2 separate regions of the Homo sapiens genome follow, and region 2 is linked to region 1. Evidence: chromatin contacts called from ENCODE Hi-C or POLR2A ChIA-PET data. All regions are on one chromosome and are shown on one strand. The core of a region is the stretch at or near the end of the contact, and the rest is flanking DNA. Distances in the headings are between cores, read along the strand shown. Region 1 has its middle 63 kb from the start of LINC01799. Region 2 holds the start of LINC01828 (long intergenic non-protein coding RNA 1828).

The links. A loop is a pair of places that touch in the nucleus more often than their neighbours do. ChIA-PET counts read pairs that join two places held with the same protein, here RNA polymerase II (POLR2A). Pooled maps may share reads with other maps.
Region 2: a loop to region 1 is called in a map of DLD1, with 4 times the contacts of the local background. The contact joins the promoter of LINC01828 here to the enhancer-like site in region 1. A Hi-C loop is called at or near these places in 1 of 168 maps with a recorded cell type or tissue (DLD1) and 1 of 50 pooled maps. POLR2A ChIA-PET finds 5 or more read pairs at or near these places in 1 of 52 experiments (H1).

What each region holds. Positions count from the first base shown.
Region 1 is chr2:66,838,752-66,844,220 of GRCh38, reverse strand. No RefSeq gene overlaps it. Among named protein-coding and RNA genes, the nearest start is that of LINC01799, 63 kb to the left of the region's middle. Within about 2 kb of position 3,445, at least 6 of the 41 ENCODE cell types and tissues checked have a DNase peak (open chromatin) inside an H3K27ac peak, as active enhancers do.
Region 2 is chr2:67,083,283-67,088,751 of GRCh38, reverse strand. LINC01828 (long intergenic non-protein coding RNA 1828) reads right to left here and starts at 2,306. Exons shown (of 5, transcript NR_110564.1): 1 at 2,197-2,306.

The DNA.
Region 1 (5,469 bases), core at 2,196-4,695:
TTCATGCTATAGCTCTAAATATCAGTTTATCCCTCTGACAGGGTTCTGAGCATGCCCAGTAAGAATGATTTAACACTGTGCTGATGACTTGCAACAGAAGAGCGTCATGTGAAAAGGTAGTCTGCCACAGCTAATGGGCTCTTGTTTCAAAGGGATGCTGTGTGTACATTACCAGCGTATGGAGAAGGTGCAGAAAGGCCCAGGCAGCCATTAGGAATGGAGTGTTGTTGATGATGAAAAGGCACTTTGCCGGTGAGGGAATGGTGGGAGAGAGAAGGCTTATCTGTCTTTTTGATTAGAAATGCATGCTTCCTTTCATCATCTGAGCTGAAAAATTGGCTTCTGCTCTTGGTTTATGAAAACATTTTTCTTTTTCCTTTCTTCCCAGGTTTGCAAACTGCTTAATAAATTAGTTACTGTGAGATGCTCAGGGGCCACAATAACCTTAGAGGCTTTTCCCAAATGCATCCTTAATATTTTATAAGTATTTAAATAGATTTACTCAATTTGAGCTGCCTGATTTATTAAAGCTGGCATTCTGGCATGAAAAGGAGGTTCTATGCAGATTAAAGCTGATCAAAAGAAAGAAGCGTTTCCAATTCATATGAAGTTTTTTAGGAATTAGAGCAAAACTTTTGGGTAAAGCTAATTGACCAAACAGGGTAAAAAAAAAAAAATCTGATATCATAGAAGCTTGAAATGGGAGCATCAAGTCTGTGGTCACACAGATATCTGAAAAACTCACTTGTTCATTCATTCATTCATTCAGTGAGTCAATATTATAGAGACTGTTGGGAATTGTGCTAGCTACTGGTGCCTTTCTGTCATTCTGTTAGACCCAGCCTAAAAAGATAATAAGACCAAAATTTACGTGCCTAGTTAGCTCTCAACCCAAGGAAGACAACAACAAAAGTCAGATAATCTTATCAAAGTTCTCATTCTGAATTGCAAATAAAAGAGTAACCCCCAGTCTAACAGGAAGGTGCAAGAATTTTGGTTCTAAAAGTTTGTTCTTATCTCCAGGGAAAGTGACTGGGTCCACAAACAGTTCCAAGGAGGTGACTCCTGTATCAGCAGTTCTGGAGAGGCTAACCAGACCAGTCATGCCTCGGGGATCCATGAGACTCTATGCTGGGACTACAGCTTCTAAAGACCACCCTGAGCTACTAACCATTCGGGCAGAACTTCAAAAAGTCAGATTCCAGATTCCAGTGGCATCAGACTCTCAGAAAGAATCCCTTGCCATGTGCCCAAGCAGTCCGTGAGAAGCTAAATTCTATTCTACTGGATAAAAAAAGTGAACTTGGAGATTTAGATCAGGTCATGAAAGCGTCAGAGAAAGTACTTGGAATTAAAGAGAACATAAATCACCTCCTCAAAATATATTTTTTCTTATTTACTGGATTTCTACATGCATAATATTTGTCAAGTATTAAATCTAAATAGTCAGACATCCAATCCTAAAGAGGATGAAATATGTTCGAAAGTACACAATAATCAATGTCAGGCGACATAATAGATAATGCCCCAGTGATACTTTATAGAGTATATGAACAATTAAGGTAATTATCAATACTAACTATTTCATAGAAATGTGCTACCAAAAACAAAATTATACTAGGGTCTAAGTGATAAGAAAGCCGCAGCCATAATGGGAGTCTTTCTAAGGCCTTACCTTTTCTTTTCTTCACTACTAACTGTTTGACTAAGAGAGCTGAAAATTATACCATTTGTGTTAGAATCAAATGCAAATGGAATAATTGTCCCTTTTCTAATCAAAACACATTTGTGGATTGAAATACCACATGGGGCAATTTTCAGTTAATCATGGATGTTAATAAATATGACTCTAAGCTCATAAACAAACATTCCTTTGGCTAATATAGGAAATTATTGTTAAGCTTGATCAGACATGTAACAAAAACTGAACTTTGCAGAAAGTCAGCAAATTAACCATCTGAAAATAGAGATGAGCATCAACAGTAATAAAAGATTAGATTTAGCTAAAATGCTTAGACAAATCAGGCATTAGCATTAGGAAATATTTAAAGCTAGCTTTGCTGAAAATGGAGAATATTAAGTATTATGAGAGCATTAGCTTCTCTAATGAGAAAAAACTAGATGCTTGGCGATTAGAGATTTTAAAAACTAGAAAATCAGGTTTATCAAAATCAAAATTACCCAGAGCCTAAATTATATCAGAGCCTCTAACAATGAATGGTGTTTTCAAGTGATATAGAAATATTTGGTACTCATTCTATTTCCATTACTGAGCTTGTAAACAAATTTGAGATTCCCTCCTTTAGCCTTGCCTAAATATAAACTATATATTTATTTTGGTGACAAAATACCTGAATAGCTATAAAAGTATTACAATCATCTACAAGACCAGGGCTAGATCAGGCCTGCAGAGGCGCTAAGCACAGAAACGCTTAAGGCCCCACCTTTCCCTCCTGCTGTGCATTTAAAATAAAAACACCAGTCTTAAATCACAAAACTAATATGTGTGCTACAACTAAAACATCTTCTCTCAGATTTACTCATTTTGGAATTCTAATATGTTTCTCAAAGGTGAGCGTTTCTCTTTCACATGAGTGAGTGGGCTCGCTTCCATGTGCTTTCCGGGTACCCTAAGTGAAGTCCGCTCTTCGGCGACTCCGCACTTTGAAAAAAAAAGCCTTGAAATGAAAGCAGTATAAGTTAATATCATCATCCAGGCTTTAAGAAGAAGAATATTTTGTCGGTTTTTGTTTTGTTTGATTCTTTGCTTTGTTTTTTAGTCTGTAGGTCAATCCGTAAATATCTACATCCCAATGCAACCTCATGAAGTACAAGTGTGAGATCGTACTGTAATTTAAGCATCTAGGAAACCCAAGCTTTCATCTGAAAAATTGCAATAACAAATGCAAAGATCCAGCACTTCCTTTGGATTGTTTAGTTAATTGTCATTCTTCCCCACTTCTACTGAAAATATACACCTAAGTCTAGAAAAGAAGAAATTTTGAGTAACAAGGCAGTGTGTTCAGACTCAGGGGGCCACTTTTCATTACGTACGGGACTTTTTTATGATCTACTTTCTACTTTTCTAAAGCTCCATTCAATCAATAAACATGGCTAGTGAGAGTAATAATTGTTTCTATTTATGCGACACTAAGTACTCATCAGTCTCTTATTTATGTTGTCTTAACTTCTTAAACTCTTCCAACTATTCTGTACAGTAGGTACTATTTTTAATCCTCATTTTCTAAGTGAGAAAACTGAAGTTTAGAGAGCGTAAGAAACTTATCCTGGTTAATGGTATAGCTGGGATTTGAACCTAGAAAGACTTCAGAACTGCTGACAAGGATTAGCGAAAGCAAACGTACTTTGAGTGTTCTGAATTACTTACTTTAAAATATTCTGTGTAAGCCAAGATTGCGAAATGTCCCTATTCTAGATTGTGTAAGAAAAAATAACTACTCCTATTAAAGAATAGAATTTCTCCTTCTAGCTTTAAGTTCATAGCTTGTTGTTTCATTTTCTCCATTATCAAGGAAATAGAGTAAAAAAAGTACTTATTGTGCAGCATGCGGGTCCTTGTTTGAATCTACTTGCCCTTCTTCCTTACTGAAAACCAGACTAAACATTTCTGAATGTCTGCATTTAAAAATTTCCAACAGTAATGAATCGACTGTACTTGGGTTGCTCTAGCCGGATCCCCTCACTGTTAGCAGGTCTAACCTTCTACTGATATAATTGCATCACCACACTCATGGCCTTTCTGGTCCTTTCCTTGGATTTTCCAATATAATTAAAGTCCATGTAAAGCACTGGCTGTTCTTAAAATTGTTGTTGGAAGACTGGCAAGAAGGCAACGAACTCTCAAGGCATCATATCTTAAAGGAACCTATAAATGAAATAGGTCAAGGATGAGGCACGTAAGTGGCTGGGAAAAAAAAAAATCTCCGTTTAGTTTATACAACTTCAGCTTCCCTGTCTGTCCAGATTCCATATAAGGAATAGCAACTTTTTGAGCCAGCAGGCCTGGACATATTTCTTGGCCTTATAACTCACAGTTCTAGACATTCCAAGGTAGAGGGTCATTCAAACTGAGTTGTAATTTCTTGTGTATATTTATTTCCAAAGTATCTAATGCATAGTTTCCCAGTGAAATCATAGATGAAGGCTAGGGGAATGCTAACTGGGTTGTTTTTCAAGCGTGCCTACAAGAGGCAGTCTAAAAGAACTGCTCTGAGCTTATCAAGCAGAAGTGCCAGATGAGAGCTGGACCACCATAGCAGGAGCTCTCACACCACTTTGCAGTTCACCTGAACTCCAGCTTTGTCTGGGAGATGATATAAGAAGAGAAGAAGGAGAAAAGACATTCATGAGATTTAAGGAATAAATTCCCCTATTGTCACTAGTAGAGTGACATGCATAACACACTAACCAGGTTGATAGGGTAGTGTGATAGAGTCCAACAAGAATGTGCTGGGAGGTCAACCATCGGTATTTAGGTGTCTCTTCCAAATCCCAACCACTTATCAGCAGAGCAGTCCTGAGCACACAAATGGCAACTTAGTGCTTGGATTGCCTTGTGTGTGAAAACAAGTGGGACAGAGGAAGATGGCAGCACATTCTCTTTGCATCTGACAGTCACCAAAAATTAGAAGTCAAATTTTTCATATTTGAGTTTTTTTTTGTACTTGCAAAGTGAACAAATAGTATATTTAGTTTTACATCTTTAGGTGAAAATTAGGAAGGCAGGACAGATAATAAAATGAGCACAGTTTTTAAAAAGATCTAGAGTTGATCGTTATTAACTTTAAGATAATGAGAATAGTTTAATCAAAAGCATTTCTTAAACTTTCTTATAAATACTGAATTATCTGAGAAAAAGTTAAGTTACCCTCTAGTCATTCAACAAATATTTTTTGTTGTCTGTTAGTTCATTCATTCAGGCTTTACTGAACAGATGCACTTCTTGGTACTTGCAATATATCCATGAATAAAAGAGATGGATCCAGGCCCTCCTGGATTACATTCTCCTGGGGCTGGGGGGAGGCTCAATAAACAATAAAGATAATAAATGAGAAAGTTCTTCTACAAGCTAAAACATGTTATGTGCTAGGGAAGAAAGAGAAAATTTAGTAGGCTAAGGGAGTCAAGAGTTAGGAAGCTGGAGTTGGGGACTAAGGTAGCTTGTCTTCTTAAATAAAGCGATGAGGGGCCAGGCAGGATGGCTCATGCCTATAATCTCATCATTTTGGGAGGCTGAAGCTGGCAGCTTCCTCGAGCTCAGGAGTTCAATACCAGCCTGGGCAACATAGTGAAACCCCTTCTCTACAAAAAATACAAAAATTAGTCAGGCGTGGTAATGTGCTCCTGTGGTCCCGGTTACTCAGGAGGCTGAGGTGGGAGGATCACTTGAACCCAAGAGGTTGAGGTTGTAGTGAGTTGAGATCATACCACTGCACTCCAGCCTGAGCA
Region 2 (5,469 bases), core at 1,057-3,556, 250 kb before region 1:
TTTAGGCAATAGACTCTATTAAAAAGTTTAATGAGTGAGTGTCTGCTTTGTATAGCTGGGTTGGTAACAAGAATTCTTGGTAAGAAATAGTTAAGGTAAAGAAGATTGAGGGAAACAGATATGGGGTTTAGTTTGTAGCATTGTGATTTGAGTTTCTGTGAGACATCATCAAACTGCAGCTTTCATTTAGAAGTTTAAAATACCGTGTGCAACTCAGGGAAAGACCCAGATCAAGAGGACTACCAGGGGCAGCAGAAACTGTGGAAGAAAAGATCACCTGGGGAAGCATGTGAAACAGAAAGAGAAGACCACAGAGCTCTCCAGAGCTCCAGAGTTTAAAGGGTGAGCAGAGGAAGAAGAACCGACAGAGGAGATGGGAAAAAATAATAAGGTAGAAAAATAACCGGGGAAAATAGGTCCAAGATCTGGGTGCAGTCGCTTTGATGAAAAGAACAGACAACAACATCAAATGCTAAAGGGAACCATGATAATGAGGTCTGAGAAGAATTAATTAGATTTCATATTTAAAGATAACAGGTGACTGTGATAACAATAATTTCAGGAGAAAGCTTGTGATAAAAGCCAATGGGAACTCAAGTGAAATATAAGTCTAAGTAGGGAAGCACTAGTCACAGTTGCATTGAGGCTGGGAGATAAACTAGAAGGTTGTGGGGAATCCAGGCAATAAATTAAGAAAACTTGGGCTAAGGCAGCGGCAGTGATGGTGAGAGAGCATGGATAGCAAAGTTTTGAGGTACATATGTGAAGTATTTGGTGACTGAGTAGACTGTAGGGCATAGGGCTGAACACAGCCAAGAAGTGAGACGTGTTGAAGGTGTCCTGGAGAATTCTATCTAGCCTGCGAGACTGAGGGACAGATGAGTCATCAAATAGTCTTAGAATACATGAGATGGAACAATTCGGGGGAAAACATATGATTTCCATTTTGGACATGGGATGTGTGAGATGGCTAACATGTGATAGTCTATTAGAAATATCTAGGAAACTCTTGGACTTATGAAGCTTAAACTTAGAAGAATGGAGATGAAAACACAGATTTGTAATTTATCTACATATGGAAAGATAAAGTTACACAAATAAAATAGTATATATGGCTTTCCACACAGGGAAGGGACTGTCCTACAAAGACTGAAGAATCCAGGCATGAAACATGATGGCAAAGGACCTTAATGTAACTGTATTTGGAGGGAGGACCTTTAAGGGGTAATTAAGGTTAAATGCAGCCATGAGGGTGGGATCCTGAGCCAATAGAATTAGTCTCTTATAAGAAACACCGGAGATATAACAGAGACAATTACCCAATTCTTTACCAAAGAGATTCTTCTGTTCTTACATGGGTAAAGGCCTGAAAGACTTCTGTGTTCTTTTAAACTAGGGTGGAAAGACTTGCAAGAAAAGTAGAAAAAGCCTGCCTTGAAAATTCTCCTACAGTTCCCAAATCTGTAGCTATAAATGAACTGCAAGATAGGGCAGACTTCATTCTGTAAACAAGAAATAGTTCTCAGACAAAAAAGACTTGCATTTGGCTCTAAAATGAACATTTATGGGGCTTGATAAATTACCTTTTTTTCTCCCTACTCCAAGATATCTGGCTTTCTCTGCTTTTACACGTTGCCTCTGATTAGGGCTTTACATTAAATGTATTTTTTTTTTTTTTTTTTTTGAGACGGAGTCTCGCTCTGTCCCCAGGCTGGAGTGCAGTGGCGCCATCTCGGCTCACGGCAAGCTCCGCCTCCAGGGTTCATGCCATTCTCCTGCCTCAGCCTCCCGAGTAGCTGGGACTACAGGCGCCTGCCACCGGGCCCAGCTAATCTTTTGTATTTTCAGTACAGACGGGATTTCACCGTGTTAGCCAGGAAGGTCTCAATCTCCTGACCTCGTGATCCACCCGCCTCGGCCTCCCAAAGTGCTGCAATTACAGGCATGAACCACCGCACCCGGCCCATTAAATGTCTTTTATACCCCACCTCACCCATGCTACCTTTCTTCAGCTGCTTTTTATGAAGATAGCTTGGAATGTGATTTTGTGCTTCTCTTCCTTCAAAGGAAGAAATGTAGATTTGTTTAGCCTGTTTGAAGCAGACACTAGATACATACTGATGGGCTTGTATTCATCTCCTCGAGCTACCAAAATGAAATACCATAGACTTAAACAACAGAAATTAATTTTCTCACAGTTCTGGAGGCTAGGAGTCCATGATCAAGGTCTGGCAGGGTTGGTCTCTGGTAAGGGCTGCCTTTCTGGTTTGTAGACTATGGCCTTCTTGCTGAGACCTCACATGGCCTTTCCTCTGTGGCTCTCAGAGCAGAGAGAGAAGGAGAGGGAGATGGGAAGAGGGGAGGGGAGGGGAGGGGGGGGGAGAGGAAGTCTCCTCTGGTGTTTCTTATAAGAGACTAATTCTATTGGCTCGGGATCCCACCCTCATGGCTGCATTTAACCTTAACTACCTCTTAAAGGTCCTACCTCCAAATACAGTTACATTAAGGGTTAAAGCTTCAACATATTAATTTTGGGTGAACACAGTTCAGCCAAGGTGAGCAAGAGCTCATCTTGCTGAGATAATTCAAGAGGCAGAAGAACCCAGCACCAAATGGCTGTGGGTCTTGAGTACCTGTTTAAGTTTTTAAGAGGATTATGGAGAGTCTCCTAAGAACTTAAAAGGCTGCTCGTTGACTTTATTCTTTTTTTTTTGATATTTTAGACAGTTGGTCTTTGTAAACACTTTAAAGTTACGACAATACCCCATTTTTTAAAGTTAATGTGAATAAACATTTATTATTTACCAACATAAATAATTAATTTGTACTGTAACTTTATGCAGGGCTGACTGTCTCTTAATCACAGTGAACCCTCAACAATAACATGGAACATCTGTAAGGAGTATTTACATTGAAAGAATGCAAGAACATCAGCTTAAACTATAAGATCATTGAAAACTGAGCATGTCAGAGGACAAAGAACTTTTTGAAAAGGCTCTTTGAGCTTATGGCTACTCCCAGGGAAGAGTCCTGCAAACCGTATAAGCACTCCCTGGACACCCTGTCTGGTGGGAAGGTGGAGGCCATTGGACCCTAGTGGGAGGCTCAAATAAGAGGGCTGATAATGGCCACAGCTGTAACCCTGGCCTTGACCCTTGAATTCTGTCCCAATGCACCTCTTCAGCATTTGTGATTAACCCCAAGAAGAGGAGGAAAGCACAAAAAGCTGAAAGATAGAAACAATTAAAGGAGTGCTGGAAGAGTCTGAAAGCACATGGCTCTCTCATTTGTGCTTTAACAATAAAGAATAAAGCCAGTGGGAAGAGAATTCTCTCCTCACCTTCACGCAGCAGCTGTGGGAGCAGACCCGGTGAGATTATACCAGCATGGCTGAGGTCATGAGAGAAAAATGGGAATGTAGCTGCAGCCACTAGCATCAGGCAGTGGCGGAGGTCAGGAGTAATGAGAAGAGAGGAGAGGAAAGCCCCAGGAAGCAGCTAAGGGAATTCTGAAGAGGTCTTTGAGAGTGCTTGGGAGAGATCCCAGGAACCCTTGGAGAAGAACTGAAATGATCGGAGTCATCAACATTTCCCCCAGTGGGCTATATGCCTGAGAGTGCTACAGTTACGGCACAGTGTGTTCAAGCTTCTTCCTTAGAGTGGTAAGGGCAGGGTTCTAAGGTGTGCAGTTGCTTGTAGATTTTTAGAAGGTCTGACTGCAATGTTGGTGCTAGTTCTAGTGCACGAATCTCAAGGAGGCAGGCCACATCCATTTAACTGTCTGTCTACTGTACCTAAAAAGCACACCACATAGGCACAACAGTACAATCACTGAAGAGAATCTTTTTATAGCCTGAGCTAATCAATGGTGGCCAGGTTGCAACTCTTGAAGACCATAGAAGCAGAGAATGATGTGATTCAACAGCTGGAGCATGAAAGATCTTGCTATTCATATGAATGCAATGGTCTCCTGTACACACACACACACACACACACACACACACACACACAGAGAGAGAGAGAGAAGTGTGCACAAAGGTAAAGGTTCATTCTTCCTTACTTAACTGCATCTCCCTCCTACCCATTCCCCAGCCCCCAACACACACACAAGCTCTGATTTAGAGCATCTGTTCATTCAAGCTTAACTTTTATTTTCACTTTAACCTTAGTTCACTTGGATGTAGATGTTGGGATAAGGAGAGATCCTTATATATATTGGGGAATGGTGAAGGAAGGAGCAGGTTGAGTAACTGTATGATGTGCCCCAGTCCCAACACCTCACTGCCCCCCTTCCCATCCCAGCAGAAGAATATGTCTTTATGCAGATAAAACATTGGCTAAACCTTCCAAGTCAGGATTCAGTTTGGTTTCCAGTGTGGGAAAGTATCCACAGTTAACCCCAGTGGATTTTTCCTGAGCAGGAGAGGGAAAATATAATAGAAAATAAATATATAGACATCTCTTAGTGCACTAGTCTAAAAATGGTCATGACTGGAGCTTAGCCTGCAAGCTGCATCAGCTGCTTTACCTCAACTTTTTGCCCTTTCCCAACATGCACATATTTATAACCTGGGCTTCCCAAACAGATTACTCTGTATTTCCGCCATCTGGTTTATGGTTTTTTTTTCTTTTTACATACTACAGGCAGCCAAATGGTAAAGCCAGTAGGATTCTTGTTTGAGCAAAAGCAACTCTGGCAGAGTGTTGTAAAATAACAGCACATTAGCTACTTGGAAGCAGTAGCACGGCTCCAGAGACTTCAAGAATGCTGGAAGACTTTAAGAGGGGTTAATTAGGGGATGAGAATGGACTCCATTGTAAGTTTTGGCAGAATATTGAAATGTTGTCTTCATAAGTATGGGGAGAATTTTACCGAAAAGTAAAAGGTGAAATGTTTCAATTTTGCCTTCATTTTATGACTGTCTCCATTGAAGAGAAATGGCTTGGTTTCATTTGTGTACAGACATAGTTATTGTATCTTTGTTACTTCCATTTCTATCAGCAAATAGAATCAAGACAACATTAAAACAGGTGTCCCTCGTTCAGTGAAAGGTTCCATTAAAGCTTGTGTTGCAGCAACACTTTTGTTAAGTGAATCCTATGACACTGTTCAATTCCACTGTAAAGGTCAGAGATTCAGTCTGTAGGAAGAGTATCTGTCCCTGAATAGAATGAAATCATAGGTCAGAATATTGAAAGCGTCCTCAAAACACTTACATAAAAGAACAAATTATATCTGTCAGAAAACATATTGTTATTCAATATATGATTAAAAGTATTCTACACTCAGATTATGATATACAAAATAGAAATACAGGCGGTGGGAAACTCTGGAAGCAGTCTTATCTTCCTCATCCTGAGATACAGGTTCAACTAATGCTAAGAAATCAATTTCTAATGATCAGAATTCTTGGTTAGAATGTTTCAGTTTGTTCTAAACAGCTTCCAATTACCTTAGAGTTTCTGACCT